Regions from separate parts of the Homo sapiens genome. Here region 2 is linked to region 1. Evidence: chromatin contacts called from ENCODE Hi-C or POLR2A ChIA-PET data. All regions are on one chromosome and are shown on one strand. The core of a region is the stretch at or near the end of the contact, and the rest is flanking DNA. Distances in the headings are between cores, read along the strand shown. Region 1 overlaps SPSB1 (splA/ryanodine receptor domain and SOCS box containing 1). Region 2 has its middle 27 kb from the start of LINC02606.

Evidence for each region. Hi-C counts contacts between places; a loop is a spot of excess contacts on that map. ChIA-PET counts read pairs that join two places held with the same protein, here RNA polymerase II (POLR2A). Pooled maps may share reads with other maps.
Region 2: a pooled map shows a loop between it and region 1 (2.3-fold over the local background). The contact joins two enhancer-like sites. A Hi-C loop is called at or near these places in 3 of 50 pooled maps. POLR2A ChIA-PET finds 5 or more read pairs at or near these places in 8 of 52 experiments (B cell, Caco-2, HepG2 and 5 more).

The regions. Positions count from the first base shown.
Region 1 is chr1:9,327,701-9,334,274 of GRCh38, reverse strand. All of the region lies in intron 1 of SPSB1 (splA/ryanodine receptor domain and SOCS box containing 1), which reads right to left. Among named protein-coding and RNA genes, the nearest start is that of SPSB1, 38 kb to the right of the region's middle. Within about 2 kb of position 2,539, at least 2 of the 41 ENCODE cell types and tissues checked have a DNase peak (open chromatin) inside an H3K27ac peak, as active enhancers do.
Region 2 is chr1:9,452,668-9,459,138 of GRCh38, reverse strand. No RefSeq gene overlaps it. Among named protein-coding and RNA genes, the nearest start is that of LINC02606, 27 kb to the right of the region's middle. Within about 2 kb of position 3,223, at least 3 of the 41 ENCODE cell types and tissues checked have a DNase peak (open chromatin) inside an H3K27ac peak, as active enhancers do.

The sequences.
Region 1 (6,574 bases), core at 1,290-3,789:
GTCTCTACTAAAAATACAAAAATTAGCCAGGTGTCGTGGTGGGCGCCTGTAATCCCAGCTACTCAGGAGGCTGAGGCAGGAGAATTGCTTGAGCCCGGGAGGCGGAAGTTGCAACGAGCCGAGATCGCACCACCGCACTCCAGCCTGGGCAACAGAGCAAGACTCTGCCTCAAAGAATAAATAAAATAAAATCTTAATTTTATGTTATATGTATTTGCTACAATTGAAAAATGCTTTGGTTTATATAAAAATAAACAGAAACCTGAGGCATGGAGATTAGGTGATGAATGGAGTCCGTCTGTCCTGATGCTACTGGGACAAAAGCAAAAAAATGAGAAGGAATGTGGCGGAGCATCCCTGGCCAGGCCCCACCTGCCTCTGAGCCAGCCAACAGCCAGGTCCTCTCTACCTTGAGCTGTTTTCCCCGGAGCCGCGCTGGAGAGGAAAGCCAGCTGGGCAGAGGGAGAATGTTGCTATTGATTTGGCCCGTGGGCTCCTTGGGTCTCTTTGGCAACCTCGTTTCCTTTCCGTTGGAATAAAAAAATGACTGTGCTCTTCCCCGGGCCGCTCTGGGGTCAGCCTACACTGGATGAGGCTGTTCACAGCAGGCTCACACCGCAGGCGCTTCAGGAAGCTGACAAGGAGGGCGGGCATGGTGGCTCACGCTTGTAATCCCAGCACTTTGGGAGGCCGAGGTGGGCGGATCACCTGAGGTCAAGAGTTCGAGACCAGCCTGCCCAACATGGCGAAACCCCGTCTCTACTAAAAATACAAAAATTAGCCAGGCATAGTGGCACGCGCCTGTAGTCCCACCTACTTGGGAAGCTGAGGCAGAAGAATCGCCTGAACCTGGGAGGCGGAGGTTGCAGTGAGCCGAGATCACACCATTGCACTCCAGCCTGGGCAACAGAGTGAGACTCTGCCTTAAAAAAAAAAAAAAAAAAAAGAAGCTGACAAGAAGACAGAACTGACAGGAAGTAGAAGTGGACTTGAAAAAGGAGATAAATGCATATAAGACCAGGCCCTAAATGGCTAAGAATTAGGGACAGGCTGCTGTCCAGGAAGTGACAGATGGCTGTGCTGGTCCCTCTGGGAGCAGACACTGAACAGGGCAGACCAAGGTTCTCACCGAAGAAGGTGGGTTCCATGTTTCTGGCCATTTTCCCATGGAGTGTGCACCTGGGAGGCTGATTCTTGGACCCTGGGGGTTTGCTGGGTGCCTGACGCAGCCCACGAGGGCAGAAGCTCAGTGAGCACTTGCTGGTGGAGAGCACTGAAACCAAGTCTCAGCCACGGAGCCCAGGATGGGGCCCAGGCCAGAACCACCCACAGCCGATGCCCTCTCCTGCTGCCACCACACTTCCTGTGGTCTCCGTCACCCTCTACGCACTCAGGCTGCAGAAGCAGCAAGCTGACCTCAGGCCTAGACCCTGCAGGGAAAATGCTCTTCCAAGATCATGACCTCCTAATCGATAAATTGAACGGGCCCAAAAAACAAGCATCCTCTCTCTACCTCTCAACTGTATCTGAAAATACCACCATGCCCTTGACCTGAAACGCTCCTAGTTTTGTGACAGTATCTGACTCACTCTCTAAGGTTCTGTCTCAGCTCCTCCGCCTGTTCTTCCTGCTCCTTACACACAGATGTTTTTGAGGGTCTCTCCCTCCACAGGACCTCCCTCCGTGGGATCCTTTGCTCTCATGGCTCCAGGGAGTGTCTGCCTGTGAACCTGACGTGTCCACCAAATATCATCTCCCCAGCAGTGACCCTGCTCCCACTCATACATCCCTTGTAGACTCAAATGGCCCCCTCCTGGCCTCTACAATGCTGCCAATTTCTATCATCAACCTCTAGTTCACCCAGATTCAAACCCCTCATCTCCCTCAATTCCTCCTCTTCTTGGCTTCCCACATTAGCGCCAAACATTGTAAATTGCTGCCCCCATAGTTGCTGAATCCCACCTTCACTCTCACTGTTTAAGTCATCACTTGCAAGGCCACTGCAAGAGTCTCCAAGTCCCTTAGATCTCAGCCCACTCAAACAAATCTTCCTAAAACGCTCTCATTGAGATTTTTTTTTTTTTTTGGTAGAGGTGGGGTCTCACTATGTTGCCCAGGCTATTCTCAAACTTCTGGCCTCAAGCAATCCTCCCACCTTGGCCTCCCAAAGTGCTGGGATTTATAGGCATCAGCCACCTCGTCTGGCCAAGGCTTTTTTAAATTTTGAAAATCTGTAATTCAAACACGTACAAAAGAGTCACATATTTTCAACACTCAAACTGTCAACAGTTTGGCACATTTGTTTTTGGTCCTTTTATTACACAATAGTCAAATAGCCAGAGGACTGGAACAGACAATGCAAAGAAAAAGTAAATGCAAACAGTAAGTAAACTTGTAGGAAAAGAAGCTCAACCTCCCATGGAGACAAAAGGACATAAAAGAAAAGCAGTAATGAGATCGCACGTTGCACCCTCCAGATTGCTACAGAGTCAATACAGAGATGGTGCCTCCTGTCTACACACAGGAAGCGGAGAGCAAGTACCAACGTGGCTGGTGGGATCTGAATCCGGCAGCTTCGGGGAAATGAATGGCAACTGATCCAACAATTCCACCCCTGGTGCGTGAGCCCATAAGAATGAGTGCCGGCTAGGCACGGTGACTCACGCCTGTAATCCCAGCAGTTTGGGAGGCTAAGGCAGTGGATCAACTGAGGTCAGGAGTTCAAGACCAGCCTGGTCAACATGATGAAACCCCGTTTCTACTAAAAATACAAAAAATTAGTCGGGCATGGTGGCGCATGCCTGTAATCCCAGCTACCCAGGAGGCAGAGGCAGGAGAATCGCTTGAACCCAGGAGGCAGAGGTTACAGTGAGCCAAGATCGTACCACTGTACTCCAGCCTGGGCAACAAGAGTGAAACTCCACCTCAAAAAAAAAAAAAAAAAAAAAAAAAACAAGAGCACCAGTAGCAGAAGGAGATCCATAACGGGTATTTATGACAGAGGTGCGGCCACTTCCTGCCACTCCAAATCGAGTGCACAGTCATTGACAAAGGTCACTTAGGCAGACCACTCTGATATGTTTGCACCATGAACCGTTGTTACACAGCAATTAAAAAGACGAGGTAGAACCACATCAGTGAGCCTGGAGACACTTCCACAAGCATTCAGCGGGGAGAGCACGACAGAATATGAAAGGAGAGCCCATTCTAATAAAATAATGGCATCCCCAAAGATGCAGACATACAGGTCAGTGCAGGCAGGGAGGTATGGAACTACTCTGGGTATATCATCCTTCAATAAAAGATTTAGGATTTTTTTTTAAGTATGTAAAAAAAAAAGACGCAGAAAATTACAAGTGTTGGCAAGGATGTGGAGAAACCGGAACCCTTGGGTATCACTGATGGAAACGCAAAATGGCACAGCCGCTGGACACAGTAGGGTGGTTCCTCAAACTCAAAATGATCGTACGATCCGGTAATGTACTCAACGCTACTGAACTGCACGTCTTAAATGGTTAAGATGGTAAATTTTAGGTTTTTGTATGTTTTACCACGATTAAAAAAAAAAAAGTTCAGAAGAACATGCTCCAGTCTAACATCAGTTTGGGAAGGGAGAGAAAAAGGAGGGGAGGAAAGGAAGAGGACAGGCAAACCCAAAATACTCCCCCAAACGTGTCGGGTGAAGTTAGGGATACGTGTGTCCAGATCACAAGGTCCAGCTGGCAGGATGTTACTGTGGTTCCCTTGGGGTGGTAGGAGTAAGGAGACTGGCAAATCTTTATTATTATTATTATTATTGTTATTATTTTGAGACAGAATTTAGCTCCTGTCGCCCAGGCTGGAGCGCAGTGACACAATCTTGGCTCACTGCAACCTCCGCCTCCCGGGTTCAAGCGATTCTCCTGCCTCAGCCTCCTGAGTAGTAGAGATGCACCACCACGCCCGACTAATTTTGTATTTTGTATTTTTAGTAGAGACGGGGTTTCACCGTGTTGCCCAGGCTGGTCTCAAACTCCTGACCTCAGGTGATCCGCCCGCCTCAGTCTCCCAAAGTGCTGGGATTACAGGCGTGAGCCACCGTGCCCAGCCTGGTACATCTTTATGTGTACATATCAGGTGTCATTCAGATTCTTCTCGATGAGCAAGCACCTAGCAATTATTTACGCCACTGATCTTTGACAAACTACAGTGAGAAGAGATGCCTTGTGTCCTCAGAATGGAGGTAAGAGACCCATGCAGATGGTCAGGTTTCCCTTTTGCTCTTTGCAAAAATGTGCAGTCACCTGCTCCTGGGCCACTCTGAACCCGCTGTCCTGTCATCCACAGCAATTTTCTCCCTGGACTCTAGGAATCAGTCCCAGAAAAGATTCCAAAGGCCTCATAGTATCCAAGTTTTGAGAAGAAATGTCTGCAGAGTCACGTTACCCACAGAACGCTCTCTTCTACCTCCACACCCAAGCCTACCATCCCCACGGCCCCACCGCCATGTGTCCGATGCCGAGATCTGGGAAGTCTCCTGGACTCCAGCACTAACTTCTTTCTTTCTTTTCTCTTTTTTTTTTTTTTTTTTGTTGTTGTTTTTGAAATGAGGTCTCACTCTGTCACCCAGGCTGGAGTGCAGTGGTGTGATCTCGGCTCACTGCAACCTCCCCATCCTGGTTCAAGGGATTCTCCTGCCTCAGCCTCCTGAGTAGCTGGGACTACAGGCGCATGCCACTGTGCCTAATTTTTGCATTTTTTGTAGAGACGGGGTTTCATTGTGTTGGCCAGGCTGTCCAGCACTAACTTCTGATGGGTGGCCATGCCCATCTTCCCAAAGGCTCTCTTCCCTACTCCCTTCCTCGGATCCTCTCACCTGACCTACCCACCACCGGGTGTCACCTCCCCTGACCTCTCCATCACTGCCCTCCAGCCCTTGGCATGAAGTTCCTGGACTGAGACACTCACACACGTCCACCCATCCGCCTGTCCACCTGTCCACCCATCCACCCATCCGGGATCTCACCTTTCCTCCCTCTCCAGCTGCATTTCCCCCCACCCACAAACCCTCAACCGGCTGTGCTCGGGCCCCATGCAGACTGAACCACCTGCAGTGCCCCTCACACTGCTTCATACAACTGCCCTTAGGTGTCTTCAATTCTCCCCCTTGGGAGGCTGTCCCCGCCACCCTGTCCCCCACGCGAACTCCTACACATCTGCCAGAGCTCCAGCAAGTCTTTCTGCCCTTTACTGGCAAATTCCAGCAAATGCAGGGCCCGCCCCTAGTAGGACAGAGCAGTGGTTTTCAACCTGGGTGATTTTACTACCCTCCCTCCTTCACCCCAGCGTACCCTGGGAGATTTGGCAATGTCTGGAGACACATGTGGGGCTCACAAGTTGGGGTGGCGTCTGGTGGGTGGGGGCCAGGGATATTGCTAAACGCCCAGCCACGCCCGACACAAGCCTCACATCAACAATTCCCCTGCCCTATGTCAACAGTGCCATGTTGGGAAGCCCCAGCGCAGAGTGAGCTTCAGGTGAAAAGACGCAGGGTATTCCTGGGACAAAACCATCTTCACGTGCCCAGAAGCACCACCTAGGACCCAACACCTGTGACCCTGTGTCAACTCCATGGCTCTCCCAGGCCAGAGGGAGGCAGTGGGTGGGGCGTTGGTGCTCACCCCAACACACTCATCAGCCTCTGGGTTACCCCGAACGAGATGTTTACCTCTCTGGGCCTTAGAGTCCCTGTTTATAAAACGAAGCATTGAAAGAAATCAGCTCTTCCCCCGAAGTGGCCTTGACGGATTCTTAAGGCATTTGAAATCATGTCTGAGCTGGGTTAGGAAACATCATATCCCCTCCTAGAGAGTCACAAACGCATCAGCATCTTAAAGGCTCTGAGAAGTCCCGCAGGACAGAAACGCAAGGTTCTGCTGAACTCTAGCAGTTCCCAAACTTGAAGAAAAGGGACATTCTTCCTGGAGTGCATCTTTGCACAACATCATGAGGGATGACAGTTTGGAGGACCTCCGAATGTCTTTGGGCTCAGCTGTTTCAAGATTCCATTGATGGGCCAGGCCCTGCCTCCTCCCTCAGCCCCTGTACTGAATCCTCCACACAGCCACGTTCGTCTGGCTCTATAGGAGGGGGTGTAAAGGTGTGTGGCAGAGCTGAGATGTTTACTGTGTGAGGTAAGGGGCTGTTCATCACCTGCTCCAGCTAAGCGAACTCTCTGAAAAGTCCACACCATGGCCCTCGAAATCCTCCCAAAGCGTAAGTGTGATTGCAGCACTCCATTCACCATCCAAGGTCAGCGGCTTGCACTTTGGTGAGAAACTGAGGCTGGTCCTGGGCCCCGTTAGGGCCCGTCCTCTTAAATCTAGACCAGAGTTGGGCAAACTATGCCCAGGGGCCAAATATGGCCCACTATCTACTTCTGGAAGTGAAGCTTGATTGGCACACAGCCAGGCTCACCAGTTTACATGTTGTCTGTGGCTGCTTTCACGCTACAGAGTCGAGTAGTTGCGGCAGACACCATATGGTCTACAAAGCCTAAATCATTACCATCAGGCTCTTAAAGTTTGCTGACCCT
Region 2 (6,471 bases), core at 1,974-4,473, 120 kb before region 1:
GAATTACCATATACTCCAGCAATTTCACCCCTATGTATAGACCCAAGAGAATTGAAAACATATGCCTAAACAAAATCGTTTCTGTGGTTATAAAAATAGTAGGGAAAAAAAGAAACAAAAGGAAATTTAAAAAATCATGTACACAAATATTCTTAGCAGCGTCATTCATAACAACAGCCAAAAAGTGGGCTGAGTGTGGTGGCTCATGCCTGTAAACCCAGCACTTTGGGAGGCCGAGGTGGGAGGATCACCTGAGGTCAGGAGTTTGAGACCAGCCTGGCCACCATGGCAAAACCTTGTCTCTACTAAAAATACAAAAATTAGCTGGGCGTGGTGGTGGGTGCCTGTAATTCCAGCTACTTGGGAGGCTGAGGCAGGAGAATTGCTTGAACCTGGAAGGTGAAGGTTGCAGTGAGCGGAGATCACACCACTGCACACCAACCTGGGCAATAGAGAGAGTCTATCTCAAAAAAAAAAAAAAAAAAAAAGCTGAAAAGTGGAAAAAACCCAAACGTCCATCAGTTGATGAATGGGTAATTAAAATGTTCTATGTCCATACAGTGGAAAATTATTCAGCCATGAAAAGGAAAGAAGCACTGGCATATGGTACAGTGTGGATGAGCCTGGAGAACATTATGGCAACTGAGAGAAGCCAGACACAAAAGACAGCATGTTCTCTGATTCCATTTATATAAAATGTCCAGGCCGGGCTCTGTGGCTCACGCCTGGAATCCCAGCACTTTGGGAGGCTGAGGTGGGAGGATTCCTTCAGCCCAGGTGTTTGAGACCAGCCTGGGCAATATACCGAAACCCTGTTTTTATAAAAAATGAACAAAATTAAGTGGGCATGGTGTCGCATACCTGTAGTCTCAGCTATTTAAGAGGCTGAGGTGGGAGGATCACTTGAGCCTCGGAGGTTGAGGCTTCAGGGAGCCAAGATAATGCCACTGCACTCCAACCCTCAGAGACAGAGTGAGACTCTGTCTCCATCAAAAAAAAAAAAAAAAAAAAAGTCCAGAATAGGCAAATTCATAGAGATAGAAAGTATGTTAGTGTTTGCAGTGAGCTGAGATCACACCACTGCACTCCAGCCTAGGGGACAGAGTGAGATTCCATTTCAAAAAAAAGCTGAGCACGGTGGCTCACACCTGTAATCCCAGCACTTTGGGAGGCTGAGGTGGGTGGATCACTTAAGTTCAGGAGTTCAAAAGTAGATTAGTGGTTTCCTAGGGCTGGTGAGTGTTGGGGTAGGATTGGGGAATGATGGTTACAGGTTGCAGGGGTTCTGTTCTGTTCTGTTTTGTTTTGTTTTGTTTTGTTTTGTTTTGTTTTGTGACGGGGTCTCACTTGGTCACCCAGGCTGGAGTGCAGCGGTGTGATCATGGCTCACTGCAGCCTCGACCTCCCAGGCTCAAGCAATCCTCCCACCTCAGCTTCTCCGGTAGCTGGGACTACAGCTACCTGCCACCATGTCCGGCTAATTTTTGTAGTTTTTTTTTTTCCAGTAGAGATGGGGTTTCACCATGTTGCCCAGGCTGGTCTTAAACTCCTGAGCTCAGCTGATCCTTCTGCCTTGGCCTACCAAAGTGCTGGCATTACAGGCATGAGCCACTGTGCCCGGTCGGTTGTAGGGTTTCTTTTGGAGGGCTAAAAATGTTCAAAAATGGGTTGTCCTGATGGTCGCACAGCTCTGTAAATATACTAAAGCACTGTGTGTTTAAAAGGGTCAATTGTAGGGCCTGTGAATTACTACTCAATAAAAAATTGTGTGCCACGGAAGTAAAACTAAAAAAAGTGGATAAGGGTGAGAGCGGTAGGCATTTTGGAGATGAGGAACGGAAGCATCGGTGGAGGAAGGAGTTGGGGACACAGCTTCAGTGCAGTCCCCCTCACCATGTCCCCGTTCAGAGGGCAGACCCTCCCCACCAACACTCCCACCAAGACTCTGAGTCTAAGAAAACTCTTATTTTCCTGATCCACCATGAGTACAGGATGCTTTCAAGTTTCATCACTGGTGTTCTTGTACTTCAAGAAAACAAAAAACAAAAAACCTCTCTAAAATGTGGTGCGTTGAAGCCAGGGAGTAAATGCAACCTGTAGATCTTCAGGGGGATTGATGACGTCATGATGGAATCTTCTGAATTTCTTTCTCAGGCTCCCCCCTGGGCCTTCCAAGACCTGACTCATGGACCTTCAAACCCTCTGCAGGGGCTGGGTGGGCCAGCAACCTCCAGGTGTGAGCGCCAGGGCACAGGGAGGTCATTCTTGCCCAATCCCCAATGGAGGCCGTGTCTCATCCCTCCAGGAAACTGCAGAAAGTTCGGAAGGACCCCCCCCCCACGCTGAACCACACATATGGCACAGACAGGAATTCCTTCTTGATTCCCAGTGGCTCCAGGTTCACGCCTAGAGTGCCCCTTATCAATGCTACAGAGCGATAGATGTGATTTATGGGAATCAAATCACCCAGCCTTGGATGAGAAGCTCAGTCTGAGACCTGGAATTATCAGGCAAGTAAGTCCGAGCTTGGAGAGATTTCTTGAAGCATTAGTGCCGTGTCCAGAACTCCCTACAACTTTCTTTAGGCCTTGAGTCGGGTCCTGGGAAGGACAGAACCCTCTTCTTTGGCCTTTCAAAATATTTCCACCAGACCCAGAGGAAAAGTCCTGGTGTTGGGTTGTCCCAAGACCATCTCTTTCACAAGCCTTAGAACTCATTTTTATTTTCCCTGACATTCTGGATAATGATGTTTGACAAGTACTTTTATTCCAGATGAGAGATGCTTGGGCCAACCTGGAGGCTGCCTGATGTCTGCTCAGTCTTAACCTGGAGACAGGTCCTGCTGCTGCAGCGATGGCTGGGTAGGATGGCGTTACGGCCTCTTTTCCCGGGGCAGCACCTGGGGCCAGGAGGCCTAAGCCCCGTTGGCCTTCCAGCTTTGGGTTGCTCTCAGCCCTTTGCCCGCCTGTGCATCTCCAGCTGGGATAAGCACCTCTCTCCTAATTTGGCTGGAATCTAAATGAGGTCTTCCAACATGCAACCACATCAGCTCCATGTTGCCCAAAGGGGCAGACTCCGTGCAAAGCTCTGAGCCTTAGGCTGTGCGCCGTGGGGTCTTTACAGCAGGGGGACACCCAGGCTGGGCTCCTGGGAGGGACTCAGCCCCACTCTCGCCAGAGGGCGCCACACTCCTCCTTTATCACCATCCTGGCCTCGCTTCCGAGTTTCAGAGGCTCAGGAGAGGGGTCGGGCAGCCCTTCCAGGGAGAATTCTCACAGCTGCACCACTCTGCAAACGACTCACAGGCGTTGCAGTTTCCTATCGGGTCGCTGAATGATTTTATGAGGGAAAAACAGCTGACCTGGCCATGGCTCTTCTTCCATAAAATAATCAATTTTTGTATTTAGCAACAGCAGGCCACAAACCGAGTTTCTTCCTTGGCTTCCATTCCAGTTTATGAGTCAAAAATAATTTTCCCCTTTTGCAAGTCCAACATCGATCCCACTTGGAAGCCGCGGTGGTCAAGAGATTCCTCAGAAATGAACCTGACAAAATGGAGCTGGTGACAGTTTTCCTTTCTCTAAAAAACTTCTACCGAAACAGACTCTATTAATCGCGGGTGCAGCTACTATTCCAAGAAACTGCGTGAAGACATTTTTTTCTTTCTCAGTAGCTGTTCATCACCGTGAAGGAGACGATGACGAGGTTCCCAACCCAAGCACTGGGCTACGCGCCTCTTCCACGCTGCACGAGACGAGGTTGGTCCAGGCACGGAATTTCCATGGCCCTAGCTCTCGCTGTGCATGGGGGTCATGAGTGAAAGCTGCTCAGAGCATTTTTTGAGGGAGCCCAGCCCAGGAACCCTGTGGGTTGAGTGGTGAAGCCAGAGATGGGGTTTCACCATGTTGGCCAGGCTGGTCTCAAACTCCTGACCTCAAGTGATCCACCTGCCTCGCCCTCCCAAAGCGCTGGGATTACAGGCATGAGCCACTGTGCCCAGCCCGGAATTCCATTTTAAAAGGCCAGAGGTTTAGGGGTTTTGGTTTGAAACGGCAAATGAATGCATATACTTAACCCTTCCTCTAAACTCCATCAAAATAACAGCAAAGAAATTTTTAAAAACTGTAATCCTACAACAGCAGAGATTAGCAGAGGAAGTTAATCAATTAAAATTTTTTTTTTTTTTTTTTTTTTTTGGAGACGGAGTCTTGCTCTGTTGACCAGGCTGGAGTACAGTGGCGCAATCTCAGCTCACTGCAACCTCCGCCTCCTGGGTTCAAGCAATTCTTGTGCCTCAGCAGAAAGGTAGGGAGCTTGATTCCCTGACCGGGTGACTAAGGGGTAGGGGGTTATGTCACAAAATATACGTGCCTATGAACGTGTGTGCACATGTTTGAGTGTGTGGTGTGAGTGCACATGTGCGCTCATGTGTGTTAAAGTCACACGGATGCAAATCAGGGTTGCCCTTCTCCTAGTGTCTGCCTGGAGGTGTGGGCGTCCACACGCATAGGCAGTCTCCTTTGTTGGCTCTTGCGCCTGCGTCTTTTGTAAATTTCCTGAAGGTGACCGGTCTCACTGCACCTCTCCCTGTAGATGATGCCACCAGGGACAGGGGGCTGGCCCTACTGTGCCCTCCCACCCATGCGCTCCAGGAAGCTATGGACGTCGGGCAGGGCAGCCCGGGAGGCCTCATAATCTAGGTGTTTTGGTTGCAGGAGTTCCCGGGCCACTCCTGGAACAGCCTGGGTCCCTGGACCTCAAAAGCAGCGCTTGCATCCTTGAGGGTCTCTAAGGCTCAGCTTGGCCCCTTTGTCCTCTGGGGATCCATGTTTTGGCCACCACTGCCCCGAATGGCACTGGCCTCTGTGCACACCATGCCCTTTGGCATGGTTTAAGCAAGTTTTTGTCCTTTGACATTTTTACAACAGAGATTTCATTTGGCGGTGGGAGTGGGGGAGGGCTGTGGGGAGGAGACGGAGTTGAAGGCAGAATAACTCATTCCTCATCCTAGTCCTTCCTCCTGGAGCCCTCTCTGTAAGCTGCGCTGCTCATTTTATAAAAGCAAGGAGAGCTTAGCTCTTCCCATGGGATTACTTAATCTCAGAATAGATGACGACCAGATGGCCTTTAACTGGATGGACTACATTTAGTCCTGCTACCTCTGTCCTGTTCCTTCTCATCTCACTGCACATCTGTGAACGTGTCCTCAGGCCTGGCGTGCCCTGCAGACCTGGGACCTCTCTCCCACGCACTCTCCCTCCTCCATCTCTGGGCTGTGTCCACCTCTGGCGGCACTTGGCATTGCTTTTTCGAAAGTTCATGTGAATAGTAACCTTTCCACGTCTCTGTGTGCTTGTTCTAGTGCATCTCTCTGGTGCCACCAAACTGCTCTGTGACTCTTTTGAGAATGTATGTGTGTGTGTGTGCATGTGTGTGCATATGTGCACATATGTGTATGTATGTGTGTGTGCCTATGTGTGCACTTGTGCGCATGTGTGCACGTGCATGTGTGTATGTGCACATAGGTGCATGCATGTGCGCATGCGTATGTGTGTATACGCACACATGTGTACGTACGTGTGTGCATGTGTGTGCACATATATGTATGTAGGTGTGCATGGATGTGCATACGTGCATGTGTGCACACTTGTGCATGTGTGTGCACGTGTATGTGTGTGCATATGTGCACATATGTACGCGTGTGTGTTTGCATGTGTGTGTGCATGCACACGTGCACGTGGCTGCTCCCTCTAGCCCAGCAGCATCCAGCTTTCTGCCTCCCAGCTTCCTCCACTAACCCCTGACCAAGCCAAATGGCTATATGACAAAGAACATACCAAGTTAGTGGGAAGAATAATCTGGATTACCTGGAAAGCCTTCGAAGCATGCCAAGAAGAAACAGAGAATTTGAACCAAACACCTGTTAAAAGAAAAACCTTAGACAAATTATATTTAATAGAGGTTAATTAAGCAAAGAACGGTTTGCGAATCGGGCAGCCCCTAGACCAGAGTAGGCTCAGAGAGACTCCAGCGTAGCCATGTGGTGGAGGAAGATTTATGGACATAAAAAGGAAAGTGATGTACAGAAAACAGAATTAGATACAGAAAGAGTCGGATTGGTTACAGCTGGGTGTTCACCTTATTTGAACCAGGTTTGAACAGTTGACTGCCTTTCATTGGCCAAAACTTGGTGATTGGCACTAGAGTAGGTTGCAGTCTGTTTACATATTCAGTGAGGTGACAGTTTACTATGCACAGAGAAACCCTTAGGGTGAACTTAGAATATGCAAGGAGGCAGAGTTAGGCTACACTTAATTGAACATACCTAAGGGTCACAAGTACACCAGGGCTTTCCAGCAAGTTCCTGATCCCTGTAGAAAGACAAGGTCCACCAAGAACTCGACAGCAACTCAGGGCCAAGGTCGGAGGGCTGTGCTGGTGGAAACACTGCTGTCTGCCAAGTACAGCCCT